Regions from separate parts of the Homo sapiens genome. Here region 2 is linked to region 1. A link is an interaction called in ENCODE POLR2A ChIA-PET data of the cell type or tissue named here. Cell type or tissue: A673. All regions are shown on one strand.

Region 1 (8,000 bases):
TGTGAGGAAGAGGGGAAGAGAGAGAGGAGGGGGAGGGGGAGGGGAGGTAAAAAAGTGGAGAGGGAGAGGGAGGGAGGAAGAGTGGGGGAAGAAAGAGAAAGGAAAAGGGAAAGAGGGACAGAGAGGGAGAGGGAGGGATATGGACGGAGTGAAGGAGGGGGAGAGAGAGAGAAAGGAAAGACACACACACAGAGACAGAGAAAGGGGGAGAGAGAGAGAGAGAAACAGAAAGAGATCCCTTGCTGAATAAAGTCGGCTGGGTTTTCTCCCTGCAGGACATCTCTGAGACTTTAGTATGCTGCAGGGAAGGTTTCTGCAGCATTTCTCTAACTCTTTAAACCACAAAGCACACTTGGGATATAGGGCATTTAGCTGGGACTCACAGAATACTCTTGGGGAAATATCATAGTACTCTGTGTTCTTACACGTTAGAACTCTGAAGAACACTTCAGATTTGAAACTCAGTGATTTTCATGCAAATACAAGTAATTTTTTTTTTTTTTTTCTGAGACAGAGTTTTGCTCTTGTTGCCCAGGCTGGAGTGCAGTGGTGCAACCTCAGCTCACTACAACCTCCACCTCCTGGGTTCAAGTGATTCCCCTTCCTCAGCCTCCCAAGTAGCTGGGACTACAGGCGTGCACCACCACACCCGGCTAATTTTTTGTATTTTTAGTAGAGACAGGGTTTCATCATGTTGGCCAGGCTGGTCTCGAACTCCTGACCTCAGGTGATCCGCCCACCTCGGCCTCCCAAAGTGCTGGGATTACAGGCATGAGACACCACACCTGGCCGGCCAAATACAAGTAATTTTAAATGTCACTTTTGAGGGCTACTTTATTATTTTTTTGAAACAGAATCTGGCTCTGATGCCTGGACTGGACTGCAGTGGCAGAATCTCGGCTCACGGCAACCTCCACCCCCACGACTCAAGCCATTCTCCCACCACAGCGTCCCAAGTAGCTCAGAGTACAGGCGCACAGTACAATGCCTGCTGAATTTTTGTATTTTTTGTAAAGATGGGGTTTCGCTGTCTCGCCCAGGCTGGTCTCGAACTCCTGAGCTCAAAAGATCCACACAACTCGGCATCCCAAAGTGCTGGGATTACAGGCATGAGCCACGGGCATGAGTCGAGGGCTGCTTTCTAAATTTATTTTATTTTATTTTATTTTGAGACGGACTTTCGCTCTTGTTGCCCAGGCTGGAGTGCAATGGTGCAAATCTCGGCTCACTGCAACCTCCGCCTCCTGGGTTCAAGCAATTCTCCTGACTCAGCCTCCCGAGTAGCTGGGATTACAGGCATCTGCCACCAAGCCCGGCTAACTTTGTATTTTTAGTAGAGATGGGGTTTCTCCATGTTGGTCAGGCTGGTCTCAAACTCCGGACCTCGGGTGATCTGCCCGCCTCGGCCTCCCAAAGTGCTGGGATTACAGGCGTGAGCCACTGCACCCAGTCGAGGGCTACTTTAAAAAGGGAAGGAGGGAACCGTACTCCAGTGCCTTTCCAGTTCTCTAACTTGAGAACGGAACGCCTTGGGAAGTTGCTTTACCCCATCACCGTTTGACTTAGGAAGTGCAACTTGAAATCTTTAAACAACAGAGCCCCCTTACAGGTAAGCTTTATGGTCAAATGATTGTAACTAACACAAGATAAAATAATGTTATCCAGTGAGGAAAAAAGATTTGTCTCCTAGGAAGTCAATTTAATACATACGAAATTACAAATGTGCTTATTTTGCGCAAACTGTAACATTGTCATGAACTGATATTTTTTTTTTTTTTTGAGACGGAGTCTCGCTCTGTCACCTAGGCTGGAGTGCAGTGGCGCAATCCCGGCTCACTGCAAGCTCTACCTCTCGGGTTCACGCCATTCTCCTGCCTCAGCCTCCCGAGTAGCTAGGACTACAGGCGCCCGCCACTATGCCCGGCTATTTTTGTGTATCTTTTAGTAGAGACGGGGTTTCACTGTGTTAGCCAGGATGGTCTCGATCTCCTGACCTCGTGATCAGCCCGCCTCGGCCTCCCAAAGTGCTGGGATTACAGGTGTGAGACACCGCGCCCGGCCATGAACTGATTTTTTAAAAAATCATCACCAAGTTAAACCTGACAGATCTTCTCCAAACTAATTTAACACATATACATGACAAAACCTGCAAAAAAAAATCCTTGGCTCCCACAGGAGCTGGCCCCCAAGCCCTTCACAAGAACAGCTGCACAAGGCTAACACTTCCAACTACGGCATACAATTTGGCTTAGTAATCCTTGGTGCATTTGATATTGAGATATTTAGCAGCCTACTAAAATGCCCGCCACTCCTACTTTTTAAAGGTATTTGTTTGGTTCCGTCTAAATGACCATTAAGATACTGAGAAAACCCATCTTTGAGGTTTGGGAAGCCCTGACAAATCTTTTTTATTTTAAAAACATTGAATTGTGCCAGGCGCGGTGGCTTACGCCTGTAATCCTAGCACTTTGGGAGGCTGAGGCAGGCAGATTACTGAGGTCAGGAGTTCAACACGAGCCTGGCCAACATGGTGAAACCCCGTCTCTACTAAAAATACAAAAAAAAAGTTAGCAAAAATACAAAAAAAAGGCGCAGTGGTGCGTGCCTGTAATCCCAGCTACTCGGGAGGCTGAGGCAGGAGAATCGCTTGAACCCAGGAGGCGGAGGTTGCAGTGAGCTGAGATCACATCACTGCACTCCAGCCTGGGCTACAGACCGAGACTTTGTCTCAAAATACAAACAAACGAACGAACAAAAAACTCGTTGAATTGTGAAGGTTGCCATGCAGCAACCAGTCCAGTTACTCTAAAATACTGCCTTACTCAAGAGAGGCTTTCATAGTTATCAGTATATTCACTTCTTTTAAACCACATTTTCTTAAAAAGTGAATTATTTTCCACGAGATTATCAAACTGTTGAATCTTGTCATGGGAAACTAAAGGCAAATTAGCAATGATCTTATGGTAAAACTTGCTAGATATATTTTTCCTTTTTTTTTTTTTTTGCATGTGAGACTGAGAACAGATACTATTTTAAAACAATTTATATGTCGGCCTTGATGTGTCTAAACATCCAGAAACAATAAGAGGACTCTGTTTCCAGGACTCTTTAAAACCAAGCCAGTCGCCCCACTCTTCAGTTGCTTTGTTCTTGGTATTCCCATTCCATGTGAAAACATTTAATCCAGGTCCTAACCCTCAACTATCCCATGAGTATGTGAATTACAGATTCTTGCACATCTGAAGTACTTTCTTGTGGCTTTTTGGGGTTTTGCTTTGTTTTGTTTATCCTACACAACTTCCTTCCTTCCTTCCTACACTCAGCTCCCCAGGGCTTTTAGAGATAGGCTAACCACTAATCATGTCCTCTTGCTGCAGTGGGACAGGAGACCCAGATCCAGGCTCCTCCCTCTGCTCCTGGCTCGAGGAGGATGTAAGCAATAATGGCCATCTCAAACAACACTGCTATTCACAGCATGGAGATCTGGGAAACATCCTTGAATTCAGATAGTGAAATTAGCTGCTTTTAAAGTAACACACAGCTGTTCTGCATGGAAGCGTTGTTACCGTCTCCCAGGCGGTAACTTGCATGTTTTAGCCTCTACGGTCGGCCTCCCATTAGGTGGTCCCCTCTGAAGACAGCTGGTCTGAGAGCTAGCTCATGTAGTCGCCATTCTCAGAACGTTCCCAAAACACAGGACAAGTTCTTAGCAGATGTAGGTGATTCAAATGCTTCCCCTCCCCAAGTGTTCTTCTCAAGGGCCACTTGGATTCCAGGGGCCACTGCTAACCTTAGTAACTGTCATTCTTTCCATTTCTTGCCTTCCTCTTGCAAGTGGAGAGTTTATAAACTCCACTGACTCATTTATGAAGCTCTGAGCCAAATCCGGGGCCTTGGACCACAGTGTACACCTGCTGGTCAAAAATTAAACCTACCAAGGGGAAAAAAGCCTCAACTGATCACTCCTAAAAGTGGGACAAGCTCCTCTGGATCCAAATGCCTGTAGCCAACACTCCTTTCACTCGTTCACTCCCAGAGCTTCCACTTAAGTTTCTTCATGGAAATGGTTTGCTATCAACAGAAGAGCAAGCCCTTGTGGGCACTTCATATCAAAGCACTTTTCAAATGGCACTTGGGACGCCAACCACTCCAGGCTTGGGGCACTTGACTCACTGAGTTAAATTAAGGCACACAAAGGACAAGTGCTTTTCCCAAGGCCTGTGATGAGGCGCAGGGTCAAGACAGCCTCCTAAACTGATCAAGGCTTTGAAATAGGACAGGGCTCAATGACCACCACACAGAGCCATCAATGGGTGTTGGAAAAGCAACGGTTGTATAGTCAGGAAGATGCTTGAGCCCCACTCTGGCTCTACAGCTTCTTAGCTCTGAGTCTTTGTTCTTGTTACTTTACCTCTTAAGTCTCAGTCTCCTCATCTACAAAGTGGTGATAATTCCTACTTGCATTAAGTGAGAATGCTGGCAAATGCTTAAGGTACAGTGCCTGGCACTTCACAGACACTCATAAATGGTGACCTTACAGCTTTGTCGTGTCCTCGCTGTTGTTCTCATTGCTTCCTTTTTAGCTCTCTTAATTAACGTAGGGTCTGAAGACCATGGTTGGCTCTGCCCGCAGAAAGTCAAGGAACTTTAAAAGTTCAATAAACACGTTTGAGATGCATTCTTGTTCTCCAAAAGGCAGTAAACCAAGGCAGAAAAATGCACCCCTTTTCCAAAAGGGATTTGAAACAAAGCCCTTTGGAAGCAGATGAGACTGGTAGCATGTTCCTTTGTGAGCAAGATTAGGCACAAGAATGAAGCAAGCCAGCAGTTTTCTCAAGGTATACAGTGGCACCCTGGAGAGTAAGCCCGAAGAGTCTCAAGAGTCCCCAGGCGGAAAAGCCTTTGCCTTCATTCTCTTAGGAAACTCCTAATTAAGTGAAACCTTCTGTACAAACATACCAAGATTTTTTATTAATATCATTTAGTCTGTAGCTTAATTCTTACAAAATTTCCCTGGTTTCTGATTCACATTTTTCTAAGTGCAAAAGACCCCTTCCTAAGAGTGTCACCTCAATTTCTGGAAGTGGAGCCAGGTATCTGCATTGTCACTAGCTCAAGAGAGTCTCAGGCACCCCAAAGTTTGAGAATCACTGGCCCGAGTGTTGCTAGAAATGCTCGGAGAAGGGGCGAAGGTGGGAAAAAATGGAGCACCTACGGAGACTCGGAATTCACAGTCTAAATGGAAATCGTTTACACTGATATTGTCACAAATCCAAGCTATCTGGGGTGAATGGTTTCCTGATTTTTTCTCCATAAATCAATGTGGATATTCTTGGCAAGCTCTGCTCCTCTGCAGGGTGGGCAGCTGTGAGTCAAGCTGCCTCCTCTTCTCTTGACCTTGTCTTCCTGCTTTTTGCAGATGCAATTCTTTCCCTGTCTGCCTCACAGCTAATTATTTCAGCAGACAAGCTCAGAGCCTGAAGAAAACAGGGTGTATTCTTGAAAGTAGTAACTGTACTGAAATTTAGTGGGAAAAGTTTCTCCTTTAGCCCTATCTTCTGAATAAAATCAGCTAGTGGTGTGAGCTGCCATTTGGTTTAGGTTGACAGTTAGCAAATCATGCCTTCTGAGTTTAAGGTACTCTTTAGTATTCTATTTTATCCTAACAGTTCAGGGAACTTGGGAGCAGCAAAGGTTTTTGCGATCTGGGCCAAAGTCACAAGTTTTCTAGTTTCAATGGTGGGGATGGGGGTGGAAGAACCATAAATCCAATCCTCTTTAGACTCTTAAAACATGGAATTTCATTACATAAATCATTCTCTTCACGTATTTGTTCAAAAGTGCAACAAAACAAAGCTTTCATTTAGGATATTCAAGGAAGCCTGTCTTACTGTTATTAAAGCACCTGAGGGAGGATTTGTGTTGGCTCACACCACAAATCTTAGCTTCTTTTGAATGGTATGAACAGAAAAAAAATGTTTAAGGCATAAAAGAGTTGCTATGAAATGGAAATGATGAAGATCATTTTCATGCAACACTAAGACTGGTCGGATTAACCAAAAGAAATCAACATAAAGTTGTCATACCATTTAAAAAATAGTAGCTTAAAGTCAGAAGATAGTTTTCCTCACACCACCTATACCTTGTGTTTCAAAAACACAAATGGTGAACACTGGCACTCCCCAAATCCACATTATGAACTGCATTCTGTATTAGGGGACCATGTCAGTTTTGATATCATAAGAAACATAATTATAGCAGTCATTAATGTGTGGACTGTTGGTCACCATAAACAATTCAATACTTCCACTTTTGAACAAGTTGCATCCAAAAGTTCATTTGTCAGTTGCATAGAACTTGAAATACATACATGCTCTCTAAAAGTAAAGCTACATCTGGTAGGTTGGTTTCTTGGCCTGATTATAAATCACTTTCATGTATCAAGCAGCTAAACTTGTAGCATTAGCTGTACTAGCTTGAGTTCAGGAAGCTGGAACACTGCAAGTCGGAAGCGAGGAGAAAGGAATGTTGAAATGAGCAGTTTGCTTTGGTTATTTTACCACTTCCAGCACTCAACTCTCATCTACCAAGGTGAGCTTGCCCTAAAAAGTGAGCTTGCTCTAAAAACTGAATTTCCTCAGGAACCTACCAATTTTCTCCAATGCACTCCTTAGGCCAAAGTTACAGACCTTCCTTTCACTTACATCACAAAGAGCTGCTAATCTCCCCTAGGCGTCAGTGTGAGTCTCTGGATTTCCTTTTAATACAAATGGATGTGTAAATGACTGATGGTGCTTTAACCATCCCAGAACTGGCCTTTTTAATGAAAAGGTGTTTATCATCCATTTGAACTGAAGATCCATTTGGGGGAGGTGGAGCAGAGGTCAGCACACTGGCAAAAGATGGTCTCTAAGTGGTTCCGGCTTCCCAGGGCTGCTTCCTGTGTCACTTCTGAACCCATCTGCTAAAAGCCCTAGTTTTCCCCAGGAAGAGGAGGAAAGAAGGGCATTGCAGGTGTGGGCCCAGGAGAGTGGTTCATACTTTGAAGCCTGACTGTCCTCTTAGCCCCTAAAACAGGAGTATGAGAGTTGTGGGGGAAGAGTTGGAAAACAAGCAAACCCTCAGGCTCCATTCGGTGGTCCAGAGTGGGGCTCAAGGAAGCCTGCTTTTTTTTTTTTTTTTTTTTTTTTAAGATGGAGTCTCGCTCTGTCACCCAGGCTGGAGTGCAGTGGCTGATCCCAGCTCACTGTAACCTCCACCTCCTGGGTTCAAGCCATTCTCCTGCCTCAGCCTCCTGAGTAGGAATAGTTGGAATTACAGGCGACCGCCACCATGCCCGGTTTGTACTTTTAGTAGAGACAGGGTTTTGTCGTGTTGATCAGGCTGGTCTCGAACTCCTGACCTCAGGTGATCCCCCACTGCCTTGGCCTCCCAAAGTGCTGGGATTACAGGCGTGAGCCACCGCGCCCCGCCTAAGAGCCTGCATTTTTAACAAAAGGAACATGTGATTCTGACCCCATACTGAAAAAGACATTTGAAGGACAAGTAATTTGTTTTAAAAATACAGATAATCATACTTTAGCTACATCACTTCCTGTGGGATGTTTTCATTTTAGAGACTCCTTTAGAATTCCAAGTTGTGTAAGCAGGGAACTTAGAGGTTGAATATTATCTGCTTGAATTCCACCTAAACTACTAAGTAAAAGCAAAACAAAGAGGACAGCCTCCTTAATTGATTCTTTGAATCAAGGTCCTTTAAATTGTCACCATAGTTTAGGTTCCACTCCTTCCTAATAGCTCTTAAATAAAAATTAATTAATGCCAGAAGCTTTCAAATGTAGATCTAAGTTAGCAGGGAAAAAAAAAACACATCTGGAGGTAAATTGTAGGTTTCCAATAAAGGGGTCAAATGTGTATTATCAATTTAACAACTGAGCCTCATTTAGGCCCAAATTTCTTACTCTTCAAACACTAAGTTGTCACAAAATATAAAAATATAA
Region 2 (8,000 bases), 190 kb before region 1:
GATCCAAATTTCAGCTATATTGCTTACTAGTTGTGTGATCCTGAACAAATAATTTAACTTCTCTGTGCCTCCGTCTGTAAAACAGGGATAGTAATGGTACCCATCTCAGAGGGGCAATTGTAAGGATTAAATGAGTTAAGAATGTATGTAAGGCACTTTGAAGAGATCTTGGCACAGAGTAAGCACTACATGGATTTCCTATTCTATTTTTATTTATTTAGAGATCTACTTGAGAGGATATTTCATTCATCCCTAGTGGATGGAAAAACAACATTGCAAGAAAATGGAAACAGGGAGGAAGCAGGTTTGTATGGTTATTTGGTCAATTTGCTGCCCTAGAAAAATACACTGGCATCCTAATGGATGCTAGGGCGTGATTTCTAGATAAGTCAACAGAAATTGCTCTTAGCTAGCACTATTCCTGAGCTTATGCTCTGGCATAGTGCCCACACCTTTACCCCTCTGTGATCTGATGCCCCAGGGAGCAGAAGATGAATGCCATTATCCAAGCCAACCAAGCCAGTTAGGATCCATACTAGTGGGGGATAGAACACACACAAAAAAACAACCTGATGGGAGAGGCCTGCAAATAGAACTTTTAACCCTGACAGACATCCACGATAAGTGAGTTCCATGGCTGGAAGCCATCACTCCATCTGTCTGACAAGTCATTCAAAAAAGTTCACCATCTTCAGGTCTTTAAAGATGAATGCTTATCAGGCCAAATGGCCGGAGCCGTGTGTTGAAGCCCAGAGTCCCTGACTTCCCTTCTCCACTCCGATGCCCCTTCTAAAAAGTCATCTAAGGAAGTCACTTAACCACTCAGTTTCCGTATCCACACAAAGAAGAAAGCATTCGGTGCCCTTTGTTCCTCCTTATCACCCTAGAGAGTTTACAGTGTCTGTGTAACTAGTGCTCTGAAGATGCAAAGAATCCTAACTAAAGTGTCCAATATTGCAGAGACCACCAAAATGCCTGGTTAATTTACTTTGGAATCATTGATGTTTCAGGAATTTGAATAAATGAGTGATGTGGAGGTAGGTGTTAGGTCTGGTCTCTGGGAATCTGGCAGTGTAAGGAGAGAAAATCCTGAATACATCCTTCCTAAAAGACACTTTCTCAAGTATTAATGCTATCTTCTTGTTCATGGGCCTATACATACATATTCTGGCTCACTCATGTATTAAAGTAATTTCTTTCATTTACTCTGCCCATTGTGCACAGTAAATATGAAGTGATGCTGTTGCTGAAAGTAGTGCTTTTTGGAAACTGCCTCAGTATAAAACAAGTCTTCCAAGTTTTGAAGCCACAGGGTGTAGTAAGGAGCACACAACCAGGCCTTCTTTACCACTCCAAGTAGAGGGTCTGAGCAAGAATGGGAAGATTGGAAGTAATAGTAGAAAGATAAAGCAAAAAAAAAAAAAAATTGAAGGCTGGGCACAGTGGCTCACACCTATAATCCTGACATTTTGGGAAGCCAAGGCGAAAGGATCACTTGAGCCCAGGAGTTCAATACCACCCTGAGAAATATAGTGGGAATCCATCTCTACAAAAAAATAAATAAATAAAATTAAAAAATTATCCAGGCATGGTGGCATGCACCTGTAGTCCCAACTACTCAGAAGGCCGAGGTGGAAGGATCACTTGAGCCTAGGAAGTCGAGGCTGTAGAGCAATGGCACAACCACAGTTCACTGCGCCACTGCACTATAGCATGGGCCACAGAGCAAGAACTTGTCTTAAAAAAAGAGAATTGAGGCCGGGCGCGGTGGCTTACGCCTGTAATCTCAGCACTTTGGGAGGCCGAGGTGGGCAGATCACGAGGTCAGGAGATCGAGACCATCCTGGCTAACATGGTGAAACCCTGTCTCTCCTAAAAATACAAAAAATTAGCCGGGCGTGGTGGCGGGCACCTGGAGTCCCAGCTACTCAGGAGGCTGAGGCAGGAGAATGGCATGAACCCGGGAGGCAGAACTTGCAGTGAGCCGAGATCGTGCCACTGCACTCCAGCCTGGATGACAGAGCAAGACTGTCTCAAAGGAAGGAAGGAAAGAAGGAAGGAAGGAAGGAAGGAAGGAAGGAAGGAAGGAAGGAAGGAAGGAAGGAAGAAAATTGAAATGGGATCATCTTAGTGGTCTACTTTTGGGGTTTATCTATGTACTTCCTGTTTGATCAAACAATGCTGAGGTTGACAGTGCTTCTGATATTATCGTGCAGCAGAGTAATACAGATTTCTGGGCCCACCCTAGTAATTTTCGGTGTCTATATGTGCAGGCATCCTGAGGATACAAGATGTACATCTGAATTGTTTGTCCTGCCACAAACAATTCAGTGGTTTCCCACAGCTCTTAGAATACGGACCAAATAAGTCCAGGCTAATGATTCTTAACCCTGGATGCTTTACCTCAGGAACTTTAAAAAACTACCCATATCTGGCCTGGCACAGTGACTCACACCTGTAATCCCAGCACTTTGGGAGGCTGAGGCAGGCAGATCACCTGAGGTCAGGAGTTCAAGACCAGCCTGACCAACATGGAGAAACCCCATCTCTACTAAAAATATAAAATTAACTGGGCGTGGTGGCACATGCCTGTAATCCCAGCTACTTGGGAGGCTGAGGCAGGAGAATCGCTTGAACCCGGGAGGTGGAGGTTGCAGAGAGGTGGCAGTGAGCCGAGATCACACCACTGCACTCTAGCCTGGGAGATAGAGTGAGACTCTGTCTCAAAACACAACAAAACAAAAAAACTACCCATATCTCTCCCCCTCTCTCCCAGTTGAATCGGAATCTTTGTGGGTGGGGCCTAGGGGCTAAATGTTGCAAAAGCCTCATGGTCTGGCACGTCTTGCCTCTCCAGTCTCAGCTCCACCGCCCACCCCTCCCTTGCTCTGCTCGCCCTAACTGGCTAAGTCCTGGTACCAGACACAGTCCAGGGCTTTTGCACAGGCTGTTCTCCTCATTGGCTTACACATCCATACCCTGACCTCTCAGACTATATCAAATTACACACTCTCCTAGCACCAGACGCTTGCCTCCTTAGCACATTTTGTAGTTGCATTGTGTGATCCTTGGATTAATGTCAGCCTCCTCACTGGGCTGTGAAGTTTTTTGCAATTAGAGGCTGGTTGGTTTCTGCGCACTGTTGTGTCTTCCCCAGCGCCAATGCAGGGCCTGACAAATAAGAAGTGCTCATTACTTATAACAAATATGGGAAACAAATGGCAGGATGGAAAATCCCAATATTCTCTGTCACAGATTTTAAGAGATTAAAAAAAAAATCTATTTTTTAAAAGTCATGTAAATCTAAGGAAGTATTGTCACAAAACATTGGACCCCATTTAATCTTAGCTACAGTTCCCCTAGCCAAGCTTCAAAGACAAGCATCATTTGGAAAATAAAATTACAGAACTAATATAACAAGCCATATCCTGCTGAAAGTTATTTTGGGAGGTGCCTACAAAAGGAGGGTTGTACGCTGCCTTTTCAATGCCTAGATGGGGATCTGCAATTTGAGGCCTCTCCTCCGGAGAGAATATTTTCTGAAAGAAGAGTTAGACCAACTGATAACTGCACAGCAGAGCCTGGATCTGCTCCCATACTGCTTCCAATGGGGCCTCTCTGTCAGATAGTCAGTTAGTTCATAACTACCATCTGTTGCTAATCCAGAAATGCAAATCGACATGACTTCGGTTCACATATTTGTAGGCTGAAACATCAGAGAGCTTACACCTGCCAGAACCACCTCTTCTTTAGACCTCTGAAAAAAGCCGAAGCTGGCAATCCTAAGCAGAGGTTTCCAGACTAAGCTGAAATGCACAGCAGATAAAGTTAATTCACAAAACGAAGAACGGTCTGTGTAGGGGGTGGTGGGCTGTAGATTCCAGATTCAAGACGCATAGAAATTGATGCATTTGGGATATATGTATTTGAAAGACTGGAGGCAAGTAGGAAAGGTAATACAAGATTTTAAAGTTATAAATTAGCTCTAGTTCTCTCTTCTCTGTCCTCGACTATTAAAATGCTCCTGCTTAGGAGGTGGAGGATTCAGGAGGCCTGTGGCACTAAATTGCAGTTACAGAACATATTGCTACATACCCATCTTCCACCCTACCACAAAAGTCCATGAGAGGTAGGGAGACACTGGCCTGCAGCAATTATTTTCACTAAATAAAACCAGCTGTTTCCTAGACCTGGAACTGCACAAAACTATGACGTTTGGCCTTAGCATCCTGCCACTCCCCTCCAGAAGCCTCTGTGTCTTCCCAGCCAGCCACAAGTGTCAGAGGGCCTCAAGCAGCCATCGAGAATGCCCAGGGACCAGATTTGGGCTCCAACCTCTAAGACACCCATTTCCTTCTAACATAAAAGGAAGGTAATTAATTCTTACCCTGCAGGGCCATTTGGGAGGGTTCTATAAAACAACAATTGTCAAATCCCAGTTGGCACCCAGTGAATGTTAATTTCGTGTGTGAAATACATTCTCCTCAATATCAAAACTTCTAGTGTCTTGGTAATCTACTCTCAAGTGGATATGAAATCATCTGAGAATCTAATTTACACGGCAGTGTGAATGACTGAAAATGGATTTCCCTATCAACTTCTCGGTGTAGACGGCTGAACAAAAAAAAAGACATTTAGAGAAGTAAATTCCCAGTGTAGGGTCTAAATACCAGGGACAGTGCAGTGTAGTAAACACCAGCCTAGACCTGGGAGCCAGGCTTCCCAGGTTCCAATCCTGCTTCCATCCCTAGCTGCCAGTGAGAGACCTTAGGCCAACTACTTAACCTTTCTGTATCTAGTTTTCCTTATCTCTAAAAAAGGTTTGATATTAATAGTGCCACATCTCATAGGATGGTTGGCAGACTCAATGAAGTAATATATGTGATATACTTCAAACAGTGCTGACACCATAATAAGTGCTCAATAAATATTAGTCATTATCATTGACAATGGCATTTCAAGCATAAGGTAGGATGCCTGAGTGGCTGCTTCATTCTCCAAGCTCAAGCCAAATGCCCCCTCACCAGATGGCCCCTGCTTATAGGAAAGGAAAGCAATCTACTTTGTTTAGAGTGACAGGAACACAGCTCCAAATTGAATGAGAAGACTCCCTGCCTTGTAACAAAGAGAAAGTAGGTGCCAGAAGAAATGCACTTTCACTTGTATTATTGCCACCAGAAGAAAGGAAGGAGTGGGGATTATACAACCTATAAGTGCCTTTATATTTTAGTCAAGGAAAATTTAAAAGGAAACTAGGAAGCCATTCCCCAAAGCTCATCCATAACATAGATTCCTTGGGTTTCCACCCCACTCTATACAGAACACAGCTGTTCTACAACCCTTTACCTTTTCTTGTTTGGTTCACTCTGTCACCAGCTCCCATCCCCAAGCCCAGCAGAAGGCCACCTTGCTCTGCCCCATCTAATGGCTAAGGACCAAATAGCACAGGCAGGGAGGACAAGAAACAGGAAAAAGAAGCTTGCTGAGAGTTTTCAAACCTACATCAACAGAGGTCTTGTATATTTTTGGTATATCAGTTTGCTAGGACTGCCATAACAAAGTACCACAGGCTGGGTGGCTTAAACAATACAAATTTATTTTCTTACAGTTCTGGAGGCTGGAAGTCCAAGGTCAAGGTGTTGGCAGGGTTGGTTTCTTCTGAGACCTCTCTCCTTGGTGTAAATGACTTTCTCCTCCCTGATTCTTCACATGGTCTTCTGTGTGTGTGCTTGTGTACCTAGTCACTTCTTCTTATAAGGACACCAGTCATATCGGAGTAGGGCTCACCCTAATGACCCCACATTAACTTAATTGCCTCTGTAAAAACTCTACCTCCAAATATAGTCACATTCTGAGGTATTGGGGGTTAGGAGTTCAACCTATGAAATTTGGAGGACCAGGACCATAATTCAGCTCATAACACTTGGTTAGGCTAATTCCTACATACTTTATGGGTTTTGATGACCATTTTTGAATGTTCTCATATTTTTTAATAATCTTTCTTTCTTTTCTTTCTTTCATTCCTTCCTTTCTTTCTCTTTCTCCCTCTCCATCTCTTTTCTTTCCTTTCTTTCTTTTTCTTTCTTTCTCTCTCTCTCTCTTTCTTTTTTTCTCTTTCTCTCTCTTTTTTTTAATAGAGACAGGGTCTCATCATGTTGCCCGGGCTAGCCTTGAACTACTAAGCTCAAGCAATCCTTCTACATTGGCCTCCCAAAGTGCTGGGATTATAGGTCTAAGCCATCACATCCAGCCTCTCATATTTTTAATTACATTATTAGGTGGTTATTGCTTAGATAAATACTATTAATTTTTATATGTTGACCAGCAACCTTCCTGAACTCATGTATTAGATCTAATTCTTTGTTGGTTGTTTCCTTCACCATCAAACAATAATACATTTGTCTCATCTGACAACTTCTTTCTCAACTAGCTTTATTTCCCAAGAACTGCCATTTCCCATAGGAGTCCTCTTCCTTTTTCAGTTAGATTCCCATGGACAACTCTGTATGGCCAAATCCAGAGGGAGATACAAGATCAAGCATGGTATTCTTAATTTTTATTTATTTATTTTTTATAGAGGGGGGTCTCACTCTGTCACTCCAGGCTGGAGTGATCATGGCTCACTGCAGCCTCAAACTCCTGGGCTCAAGCAATCCTCCCACCTCAGCCTCCCAAGTAGCTGAGATTACAGGCATGAGCTACCATGCCCAGCTAGGTTTTTTTGGGTTTGTTTTGTTTTGTTTCAGAGGGAAGAGGCTTAAATGGACAAAGAAATCAGCACGTGGTGAGAAAGAGATTGAAGAGAGAAGAGAGAATGGGAGTCATTTGGTATATTGAAAATCTGGAATGATATTTTAACAGAGATGTCAGGATTAGCCTTGGACAGGAAAATGGAAGAAAGCAAAGGTAGATGGAGACATGGACAAGATGGCAGATGGGGCATGCACAGATAGGCTGCAGTGCCTCCTGTCTAATAGTCTCAGCAGCAAAGTCATCTGCAATAAGACATAGCAGTGTTGGGTGGCATGAGGAAGCCTGGATGCGGATGGAGGGCTGAAGAAGAACTGTAAAGGTTTGTTGTAGTCACACTGTTTTTTCTTCATCCTACCATGATTTGTTACACAGGTTTAACTTAGAGAATAAACCACTCCCTGCTCTTATCTCCATGAAAACTGAGAACAAGAGCTCTTGGCCAAGAATTTAGTCAAGTCCCTTCCAGAAAGTTCAGGAAGTAAGAGAACATCCACTAAGAGGTGATCACTCCCTTCTTATTCCTAGTAGCTTATAATGCCTGTAAGAAATCGTGTTTGTCTTTGGGAAGGGAATGTGAAGTGCATGCATATATCTGTCTAGCAAGTTCAAAAACCGCCTATTGAAATTGTTAGGAGAATGACTATTCATGCTGCAGCTATGTGATGAGGGAAACCTAAAAGTCAACTCAGCTTAGAGAGACCATGTCCACACCCCTACACCCGCACCCTTCACTTTGGGCCCCAGAATGAGATACAGGGAAAAGATTGCATGTCACTGGTCCAAGGAGGGTGAGGGACATAAGAAACACAACTGGATCCAACCTGGAGCTTGAAGCCCAAAGCCAAGAGCTAGCCTAGCTCAGTCCAAGTTGTAGCCCAACCTGTAGACCTTTGAGCATGAAAACAAATGATTGTTGTTTTGAGTAACTGAGCTTCAGAATAATTTGTTAGAATAACTGTGGTAATAACGGACAGAGACACCACCTTATGTCAGAGGAAATCAACTCTAGAAAAGGGAGTGAAGAGGCTGGGTGCAGTGGCTCACGCCTGTAATCCCAGCACTTTGGGAGGCTGAGACAGGTGGATCACGAGGTCAAGAGATCAAGACCATCCTGGCCAACATGGTGAAACCCTGTCTCTAATGAAAATACAAAAATTAGCTGGGTGTGGTGGCACACGCCTGTAGTCCCATCTACTCGGGAGGCTGAGTCAGGAAAATCACTTGAACCCAGGGGGCGGAGGTTGCAG

Evidence for each region. ChIA-PET counts read pairs that join two places held together with the same protein. Peaks named below come from ENCODE experiments on the same cell type or tissue, not always from the same donor. Only the 100,000 strongest peaks of a DNase experiment are listed, where the experiment ranks them.
Region 2: POLR2A ChIA-PET joins it to region 1 with 10 read pairs; 2 of 35 experiments call an interaction of 5 or more read pairs at or near these places.

The regions. Positions count from the first base shown.
Region 1 is chr2:65,274,181-65,282,180 of GRCh38, reverse strand. No RefSeq gene overlaps it. Among named protein-coding and RNA genes, the nearest start is that of ACTR2, 50 kb to the right of the region's middle. RefSeq lists an enhancer at 6,421-7,088. In A673, no CTCF peak of the experiment used is centred here; a DNase peak (open chromatin) is centred at 3,350; H3K27ac peaks cover 878 bases.
Region 2 is chr2:65,460,966-65,468,965 of GRCh38, reverse strand. No RefSeq gene overlaps it. Among named protein-coding and RNA genes, the nearest start is that of SPRED2, 32 kb to the right of the region's middle. In A673, no CTCF peak of the experiment used is centred here; DNase peaks (open chromatin) are centred at 2,215, 2,865 and 4,335; H3K27ac peaks cover 3,999 bases.